2 separate regions of the Homo sapiens genome follow, and region 2 is linked to region 1. Evidence: chromatin contacts called from ENCODE Hi-C or POLR2A ChIA-PET data. All regions are on one chromosome and are shown on one strand. Each heading gives the region's core, a stretch centred on a gene start or an enhancer-like site at or near the end of the contact. The rest is flanking DNA. Distances are from core to core; before and after follow the strand shown. Region 1 holds the start of SYNPO2 (synaptopodin 2). Region 2 overlaps SYNPO2 (synaptopodin 2).

Evidence for each region. A loop is a pair of places that touch in the nucleus more often than their neighbours do. ChIA-PET counts read pairs that join two places held with the same protein, here RNA polymerase II (POLR2A). Pooled maps may share reads with other maps.
Region 2: a loop to region 1 is called in a map of ovary, with 2.6 times the contacts of the local background. The contact joins the enhancer-like site here to the promoter of SYNPO2 in region 1. A Hi-C loop is called at or near these places in 12 of 168 maps with a recorded cell type or tissue (PC-3, aorta, ascending aorta and 8 more) and 13 of 50 pooled maps. POLR2A ChIA-PET finds 5 or more read pairs at or near these places in 3 of 52 experiments (Panc1, SK-N-SH and activated CD4-positive, alpha-beta T cell).

What each region holds. Positions count from the first base shown.
Region 1 is chr4:118,886,802-118,891,430 of GRCh38, reverse strand. SYNPO2 (synaptopodin 2) reads right to left here and starts at 2,577. Exons shown (of 5, transcript NM_133477.3): 1 at 2,290-2,577. The coding sequence starts at 2,394.
Region 2 is chr4:118,938,950-118,943,803 of GRCh38, reverse strand. The region is part of intron 1 of SYNPO2 (synaptopodin 2); the gene reads right to left. Among named protein-coding and RNA genes, the nearest start is that of SYNPO2-AS1, 43 kb to the left of the region's middle. Within about 2 kb of position 1,908, at least 7 of the 41 ENCODE cell types and tissues checked have a DNase peak (open chromatin) inside an H3K27ac peak, as active enhancers do; they include ascending aorta, gastrocnemius medialis and ovary, where a contact is called at or near this core.

The DNA of each region.
Region 1 (4,629 bases), core at 1,328-3,827:
ACATCTTCTATAGATAGCTCTTTAGTCTTTTTAACGTATGGACAAAAGGTAGACTGTAGACTACAGTCTGTCTCTCTCTCTCTCTTGCACACACAAACACACAAAAATTAAGGCAAACTTCCAGATACTTTTATAATGATATTTTAAAATCTATAGCTCTAAGTATAGTATCACAAACTACAAAAGCAAAGCAAACATCTAGATGCCTTAATAATGATCTTTTGAAAACCACAAATGTATTGCTGGGTATTTTAGGAAGGATGATTTAGGGGGAGTGTAGGACTGGATTCTGACATAGCCTAACAACCTTACTGAATCCTGAAAATAGAGATGCCATTAGCAGAGAATCTCCACAGCACCCTTTCCTAGCAATCTGCTTCAGCTCTTCAGTGAATCGCCGCAAAGAGGTCCCACATTGAAATCGTCACATGCAGAACTCAGAAGAAACCCACTACCCACTCTATTCTTGAGGCCTGGCTGCCAAAGAGCCACCAGAGAACAACAGCACTCAGCCACTCTGTCCCCATATTTCAATTAGTAGGCAAGCGATTCTAAAACTGTACACTATCAGGATCGTAGAATACTTGGGCAAGACAGAGCTTCGTAGACTGCACAGTCCAATTTCTTTCTTACTTCTTTACCACCTAAGTTAAAATATTTGTCTCTCTCTCCCTACACACACACACACACACACACAGAGAGAGAGAGAGAGAGAGAGAGAGAGAGAGAGAGAAACCGATGAGACAGGAAGGGTGAGAGATTTTCCTAAGGCCAGGCTGCAAGTTAGATCAGAGCTGGAATTAGAACCCAAATCTCATACCTAGAGCCAGCCAACTGCTATTCTAGACTCAGGACAAATCTGCTTCAGTGTCATGAATTCTACATATGCTAAATTGGGCATTCATATTTTATCTGAGGTTGCCTGCTATTGACTCCTAAAGGAACCCAACAAAACCACCTTTCTGAGCCTTTAATCACTCTGCCAGTTCCAAGCTGAAAACTTAAGGCAAGTTACTTAACATCTCTGGGCTCTTTCCTCATCTAAAATTCATGGGTTGAACTGCAGACCTCGGAGGAACTTTCCAGTAATAAAAACTCTGCTTTTCATCTACTGTTTTATGGTTCATTCTTGATGTTTGCAATTTTCACTAGGTGGCAGGATTCCACCATCACATTACGAAAGGATTTACATATGATGCCTGGAAGCAAAAAGGAGTTTCAAAGAAACTTCTTTCTTCGCAAAGGACACTAAAAAAAAAAAAACGTAAAAGGCAGAGGGAAACAATAACTACAAAAAAAAAAGAGTAAAAGCCAGAGGGAAACAAACAATAACTACAAAGGCAATGGCCCATGTATTTCATAAAGATCTGTACCCATTTTTAATATAAGCATAAAATAGGAAATTAATCCCATGCTCTTGCATGTTCTTCAATACAATACTATAATTTGCAATTTGATGATAAGGTTAGGTAAAAGTTTGCTTAGTTTTGTGCATTTTAAGTTTTATTTTAGCTGAATGCCAATTAGAGAATACCAGATCCCCTTGGGCTAACCAGTAATGCAGGCAATCTAATGGCAATAAAAACTTAAAGCATTTTAAATAGTTATTAATGTGTTACAAAGTTACCTCTTAGTTACTCATAATATATTTAGATTATCTTCTAAGTTTATTTTTGAGATCTTGACCAAAAGAGTACATAAGAAGGAATACAGCATTTATTGGATTTTTGCATTTATTTGTCAAATCCTTAAAAGGGTATTCTTTTAAATAGATTTTATGACACTTCATCATACTTTTAAAATTATTGCCCAACATTGGCCTTTTCATGAATGCTGCATAATAAATGTCACTACCAACACTCTATATGAGTCCCCAAAATAGCCAAGCAAAGTCGTTATGCTGAACTGAGCGTTTCTCCTCTGCCAGAGCCAAGTGAAGTGACATCAAACAATAACTCAACTGAACATTCTAAAATTGCCTGGAAGAAACGCTCCCCAGTGTCTTGCTTGTTGTCAGAAGAACATGGTTAACTAGGCCTTTTCCTCAGCTGATAAATATGGCATTCTTCCCACCCACCCCTCATCGATTGCAAGTTAATTACATAGGATGTGGCCCATTACTCTCCAAAGTTTCTTAGAAAATAACTCACTTCCTAGAAAAATCTTAATATCCGCAGCAAAATCAAATAATACTTAGACTTCTGCATCAGAACCTGAAAACACCATCAGCAGGTTGCTTTCATTCCTTCCTTCCTAGCACAGAGCCGTGACACTTCGTTCAGGTCCTACCTTTGCAACTTGTAAGGGCTGCTTCTGCTCCTTGCCACCTTGCAATCTGAACCCCCAGGGCGCCCCTCCAGTCATGGAAATGCAGATAAAATCCCCTGTGCCCATGTTTTCCTTTTAGTTGGGCAGCATGAAGAGCTTGACGAGACAGACGAAGCTTGGGTGCGGTAGAGGATGCGCACTCAGCTTCGGGCGCCTGCCGAGGACGCAAGACTGGGTAATGCAGAGCGTCCGCCGCTGCTGCAGCCGCTGCCCCAGCCGCCGCCCCAGCCGCCTGCTGCGAATTTGTGCGGCTAATGGGCTCATTCTCAAGGAGGCAGAGGCGCTCGCAGCATCCAGGACACAGCCCACTCTTGCGTCACTCTCCTTTGCTCGGCCCACCTTCGAGGAAAGGAAAGCAGCTTCACACACAGGAGAATGTCCTCACGTGGGGCGAGATAAGGGAAAGGAGGACGGAAGGGAGAGCCAAAGTTATCTTGCACTAACAGATTAAATCCAAGCAGTTAATGGTATAAGTATGATTGAAAAACTTACATTTAATAATTCTGTAAATAGTAAAGGACACATGAAGGTTTAATCTCCACGCCATGAATGACGTCCTAAAATAGGAGCGTTGGGAATTCAACTACTAGAGGATTAGATTCTCTCAAATAAATGTTTTGAGACTTGCCACATTTATGAATGGAATAGACAAAAAAGAGTTAAAATGAGTTAAATTACTACTTTTCTGTCTGCATTCTGCTGAATTATTCCTATAAGAGGAAACAAAAGAAAGCACAAACTTTTTGTTAATAAACCTCCAGCTCTGAAAAGTACCTTTCTGAACCATATATTTAGAGAAAGGGGAAGAGAAGAGACAGAAAGGGAGAGAGAAAGAGAGAAAATGAATATGAATTTTTCTCCTGGAAACTACATTCTTATAATTACATCTATTGCATAGTTTTGGGTATGTTAAATTTTAACGTGTTTTGTTTTCTTTCTACCTGCTGATCTTCTTAAACCCAAACCCAACAGTTAGTCAACTGCATAAAATGTACAATGTCACCTACAGGTTTCTTATTTTTATAGTTTGTCATCCCATGTCATGAATCTGGGTGGTCCAATATAAAAGCAGATTTTGTATATTCCAAATATTTAAATGTTTTAAATCTGAATACAATCTGCCAAAAATGTACAAAAAGGACATTTTAATTTTCCTATAATACTTTTGTTTTCCATAACATTCATCCACATAAAAACATACTAAATAAGGAAGAGCCTGGGAAAGTTTGTTTGTGTTACTTGTGGTACCAAACAAAATTTCCAGACACGCTGCCTGTTTCAGCACTAAGAAGCACTATATACAGTAAGTCCTCACTTAAAACGTCACAGATAGGTTCATGGAAACTGTGACTTTAAAACCAATTTTACCATCGACTAATTGATAAAAACAAGGTTAAGTGACTACAGTCTATTTCTGGTCACAAAGACATCACCAAACTTTTAAATAAGATTAAAACACTTCTAATATTAAACATGGAAATAAATGTCAGCTACACATGCATTTAAGAAAGATTAATAAAAACAAGATAATCATGGACCCAATTTTTGGTGAATCAGTGAGTGAGGGCAGCTGTAGTGGTGGTGGATTCAATCAAGGAATAAATGTTTGCAAAAGGAAAATTATAAGGAGTACCTCCTGTCACAATGCAGTTCAAAACCACCACAAATATAGCAGGCTCACTGAGAAATTTCATACAGCATCATCTATTGCTGTGCATTTGTGTGATTAACATATATTTTATGAATTTTTTTTGAAAATAATTTGCATCCATACATTCATTCCTCCTCCAACCCACTTATTCCCATTCAGGATCTCCAGTGGCTTGAGCCTCTCCCTGCAGCTTAGGGCGCAAGGCAGGAATCAGCCCTGGACAGCCCTGACCATCCCATCAGAGGGTGCACACACACACACACACACACACACACACACACACACTCACTCAGATGGGGACCATTTAGACATGCCAGTTCATCTCATGAGCACAGCTTTGGGATGTGGCAGGAAACCAGAGGACCTGGAGAAAACCTATACAGACATGGGGAGAACTTTCAAACTCCATACAAACAGTGGCCCCAGCTGGAAATACATTTTTTTTTCTCATCAATGTTGTCATGAAACAATGTTGAATAAAATGGCATTATTCAAGGACCTGTGGTACAATGAACATTTTACACAGCCCATGCTCCCCAGAAGCCAAAGGCATCAAGTGATTTTATTTGTGACTCATCACTGGAGTGAGGACAATGAAATCAGAGATTGTGGCACTGGAAGAGACCCTTTGAAGGTCATGAGGGCCAGAT
Region 2 (4,854 bases), core at 659-3,158, 53 kb before region 1:
TCATTTTAAAATTGCCTTTAGAGTCAGATTTACTTAATTTATAGCCTGTCCTCAATTTTTATGAAAATGGCATTGGGAGTATGGATGACTTTCCTTATTCATCTTATATAGGGTTCAAGTAACTTAATTTTTTCCTAAAACCAAATTCCTGCCTCAGAGGGCAATGTTTACTACCACTGATGATATTCAAAAGAGCATGACACATGAAGACAGTTCCAAAAAGATATGACAGCATCTCTTTGATCAACGGCAGCATGTTAGCATGAAAAAACAACTCAAATTTTAAAGAGAGCAACTTTGAAGTTATAAATTCTATATAATTGTTCCCTTCCCCCACATCACTTATGTTAATTTAGTCATACCTTTTAACTGTCAGCTAAAAAGCCTATGATTTTGGTTCTCATGCTAAACCCTGACTTCAGCATTGTCATTCCATGTCTCAATCTACCTAATTATTTGCTCTGATACCGAGCCCCTCTCTTGTAGCTTGCAATGTTTTCTCCTCTGAAAATTACTTTTCCCCTTAGGGCTGCTGTCTTTACTTCTAAGATATCAGCAAGTTACCTTGTAATTGCTTCATGGAGAAGTCTGGGGACATGGTTGGTTGTGTGAGGTCTTTTTAGGTAAACTTGTCAACACACCATCCTTTAATAAAGTTTTTTTTCAACCTCAACACTATTGACTTTTTTTTTTTTTTGAGATGGAGTCTCGCTCTGTCACCCAAGCTGGAGTGCAGTGGCATGATCTTGGCTCACTGCAACCTCTGCCTCCCAGGTTCAAGAGATTCTCCTGCCTCAGCCTCCCAAGTAGCTGGGATTACAGGCGCATGCCCCCATGCCCAGCTAATTTTTGTATCTTTAGTAGAGATGGAGTTTCACTATGTTGGCCAGGATGGTCTCGAACTCCTGACCTCAAGTGATCTGCCTACCTTAGCCTCCCAAAGTGCTGGGATTATAGGTGTGAGCCACTGCACCTGACCAACTGACATTTTAGGTTAGATAATTTTTTGTTGTTAGGGGAGCTGTCCTGTGTATTGCAGGAAGTTTAGCAGCATCTCTGGCCTCTATCCACTAGATGCCAGTTGTGACAACCACAATGTCTCCGGTCATTGCCAAATGTCCCCTGTGGCAACATTATCCCCAGTAAAGAACCATTGGCTGACACAGGGATGTAGAGATGAGTCATTCTCTTTATAGGGTTTTAAGTAATACATTATACTGCTGAGCCAGATTAAACTTTGAAAGGAAAGAAAAAAACCCTCACATTTAAAGTAAATGAAAATATGTTTTAATTAATTGATAGAGCAAAATCTAAATTTAGAAAAAAATGTTGTGCTTTCCAGGTGAAACACGAACTATGTATACAAGATAGAAAGCTGTCCATTCATTCTTTCATTCAGTCAATATTTACTGAGCATATACCAAGTGCCAGAGACCCCATGCCGGGCACAGGGGTTACAGTGGTGAACAAGATAGACAGATGTCTGCTCTCAAGAAACAACATAGCAAGTTTGGGACATGTGTTACAATATAGTGAGATACGTACCTTCCCACAATAGGTGGTAGAGTAGTGCATTTATTAATCATGTTTTTTATATTCTGTATTTTATGATGTTTTGATATTTTGATGGAATAGAAAGGCTTGAGGGCTGGGGAGAGACTGTCCTTCCCAGAGCTAGTTAATTCCTAATATGATAAATAACTTGCCGTCCAGTATTCCTTTCATATGTAAACCAAGCATTAGTGAGTCCATCTCCCTAACCACTTCCTTTATCTCTCACACACTAAGCCAATATTTCCTGCCCTAAATCAACACAGGACTAGAAACCCAGCCAACCAGGGATAGCTCCTATGTCCCAAAGCCTGCCAGAATTATTAAAACTGGCTAACCCTAAACTGTTTCCCCTGACTCGCCTTGCCTTTCCTACGGAAAACACAGTAAAGGCGGTGGCCTCTGCCTTCCCCTCGTTCTTTTCTGCTTTCTGAATGGCACTGGTGTTTCCCCGTGTGGTCTGCATAGTGGGGCTGCCTCCTCCTTTCGGGAAATGTAAGTCATAAAAAGCTTAGTGGCATGAGCCTCTGCCTCTCCATGTTATCATTCAGTCACCTCTACAAATTAAAATCATTGAGACAAGAAGCAGACAGAAAGGGGACCCTATCCCAGTCAGAGGGGCCAGAAAAGCTTCCCTGAGGAAGGATTAGAGTCAGTAAGGTGAATACATGAGAAATAAATGTCATCCAAGGATAAAAAATGTATAAATGGCCTGGTATAGGCAAGTTGCAGTAGGAGACTGGGAGGGCAGATTCATTTAGGGTGTTTATCTTGAAGGCAATTGGAAGCCATTAAATATTTGATTCAGGTGGTCAGGTTTGATCTCTCTTATTAGGAAGATCCTTCTGGTTGCATTGTGAGGAAAGAGCTGGACAGATGCCAGTTAGTGGACTAGTGAAGCAATGTAGGAAAACATTGACAGTGTCCTGAATGCAGTTGGTGACTGGGAATGAACAGAACGTGACAAACTGGAAAGATGTTCAAGATGAGGAACTAAGTAGAGCTGATGAATTGAAAGGGAGGAGGAGAAAGGAAGAAGTCAAGGTTTCTGGCTCAAAAACCTGACTAGATTTGTCTGGTAGTGTCTTTCACTGAGACAAAGAACCCAGGAAGAGAATCCAATCTGGAGGGAAGGTTGAATTTGAGGTGTCTGTTAGACATGAAAGTCGACATGTCCAATACTCAGTTGGATGTGCTGCTCTGGAGCAGGGAAGAGAGATGCTCTACAGGTGGAACATTTACAAATTACGTCCCAGTGATTTTAAACTCACTTACAAGGAACAGTAACGGCAGCTATGAGATGACCCTGAAAGAGGGAGCTGAATGAAGAGTCCAGGGCAGAACCCGGAGGAGCACCAACATGAATCAACAGGAACAAGAGGAGTCCTCAAAGCAGAGCGAGATGGGGGTGACAGGAGAGAGGTGGGAGGTGGGAGGAAAAGCATTGTCTGGAATGCTCTCACTCCTCCACTTCCTCCCAGCCTCACTCTGTCAGTGTCCCCTTCATCATCTGAAAAACCATCCTGTCCAGCGTCTTTGTTGAAGACTCAGCCCCAAGCATTGCTTCTTTTGGGTGCTTTCCCTGACTACTCCCAGGTAGGGGTGGGGGTCCGACCGCACCCCTTACAGCACCGACCTCATCATACTAATGTCTCCCTCAGTGGCAGGGACCAGTTTTCTCACCATCTTGTCCTCAGTCCAATAACGAGCACATAGTGGGTATTCAATACATATTTGTCAAATGAATGAAAAAAAAATGAAAGCTTGCATGCTTTCACAAGTTGTAAGGCAGTCCTTTGGGTAATTAGCTGAAAACAGTTTACTCTTATTTCAGAAGTAATTCTAATGTTTTCTAACCCACAGATGTTTAGAAATAGAAAATTAGAGGGGAGAGAAGACAGAACTAGAAGAGCACATGCTCACACACACTGACAGAAACGCTGAGAGCTTAAAAGAGAGAAAAGGCGGCCAGGCGCAGTGACTCACACCTGTAATCCCACCACTTTGGGAGGATCATGAGACGGACGGATCATGAGGTCGAGAGATCGACACCAGCCTGGCCAACATGGTGAAACCCCGTCTCTACTAAAAATACAAAAATTAACTGGGCTTGGTGGCGTGTACCTGTGGTCCCAGCTACTCGAGAGGTTGAGGCAGGAGAATCGCTTGAACCCGGGAGGCGGAGGTTGCAGTGAGCCAAGATTGCATCACTGCACTCCAGCCCGGGGACAGAGCAAGACTCCATCTCAAAAAAAAACAAAAAAAAAAAAAAAAAGAAGAGAGAAAGGGCTAAAAGGCTAAAATGCTTTGTGTGTGGCACTCTAATGCCCTTTAGTGCCAAGCCAGCACATTCACACAGTTTAACAAAACACAGTTCAAAAAGTGATATTACGTGAGAACACTGAGTCTCTAAGGAGCTTAAACCATGACGGGTAACTCTATTAGGGAAGTCAGGCAGCATATGTAAATTTTTAATAGATCTATAATATGATGGCAATTATTTTTAGTTTTTAAAGTGAAGATTATGTGCATTTCAGAAAGATTCAAAATTTAAAAGTCATGATGCATTTTAGCTTCACTTGCAGTCACCTGGAATATGAGCACTATGTGGACTGGCTCACTCTCTCATAATAGGAGCGCCACACACACAAGTTGCTGCCATACGTGGATAGGCATTACTCAGAATTACAAAACGGAATCTCTTGCCTTTCTCACGTATAAACTCATGAAGACAATGTTTCTTACAAAAGCCTACAAAGCTTAACACAGCATTTGCAAGTGGCTACCTCATTGTTAGCAATGTCTTCTTTGTTGGAGTAAGCAAGAATTTAGGAAGATGCCACCAACGCCAAGTTCCCTCTTCATCCTTCACAGAACAGCACGCAAGTACTTCTCTGTCCTCTCCAGTTAGCTTGAGCGTCGCTCAGCAACTTAAGACTGTGCTCTTGGATATTAAAATAAAGCTCACTCAAAAAATATTCCTAAATAGGACACGACGGTTAAACTGGCAATGCTATAAATATTACAGGACCAAAGTGTATTTTTGTCTTCATTTCTCTATGCCAGACACTGCTAAACCAACTGTGCACACACAAACTTCTTTGTTGTTGTTGTCAAGGAGAGTATGCAGCTTCTTTAGGACTATTTTAAATTCGGTGCCTCATTTCACATAAATATTTACCCAAAGGAAGGTGTCTGACAGTGAAAATCTGTACACCATCATAATCCTTTTACACAGGGCAGCATTTTTACTGTACCCTGATGAAGGTATAAAAAGCTCCTCCATGGAAATACCATTAAGAA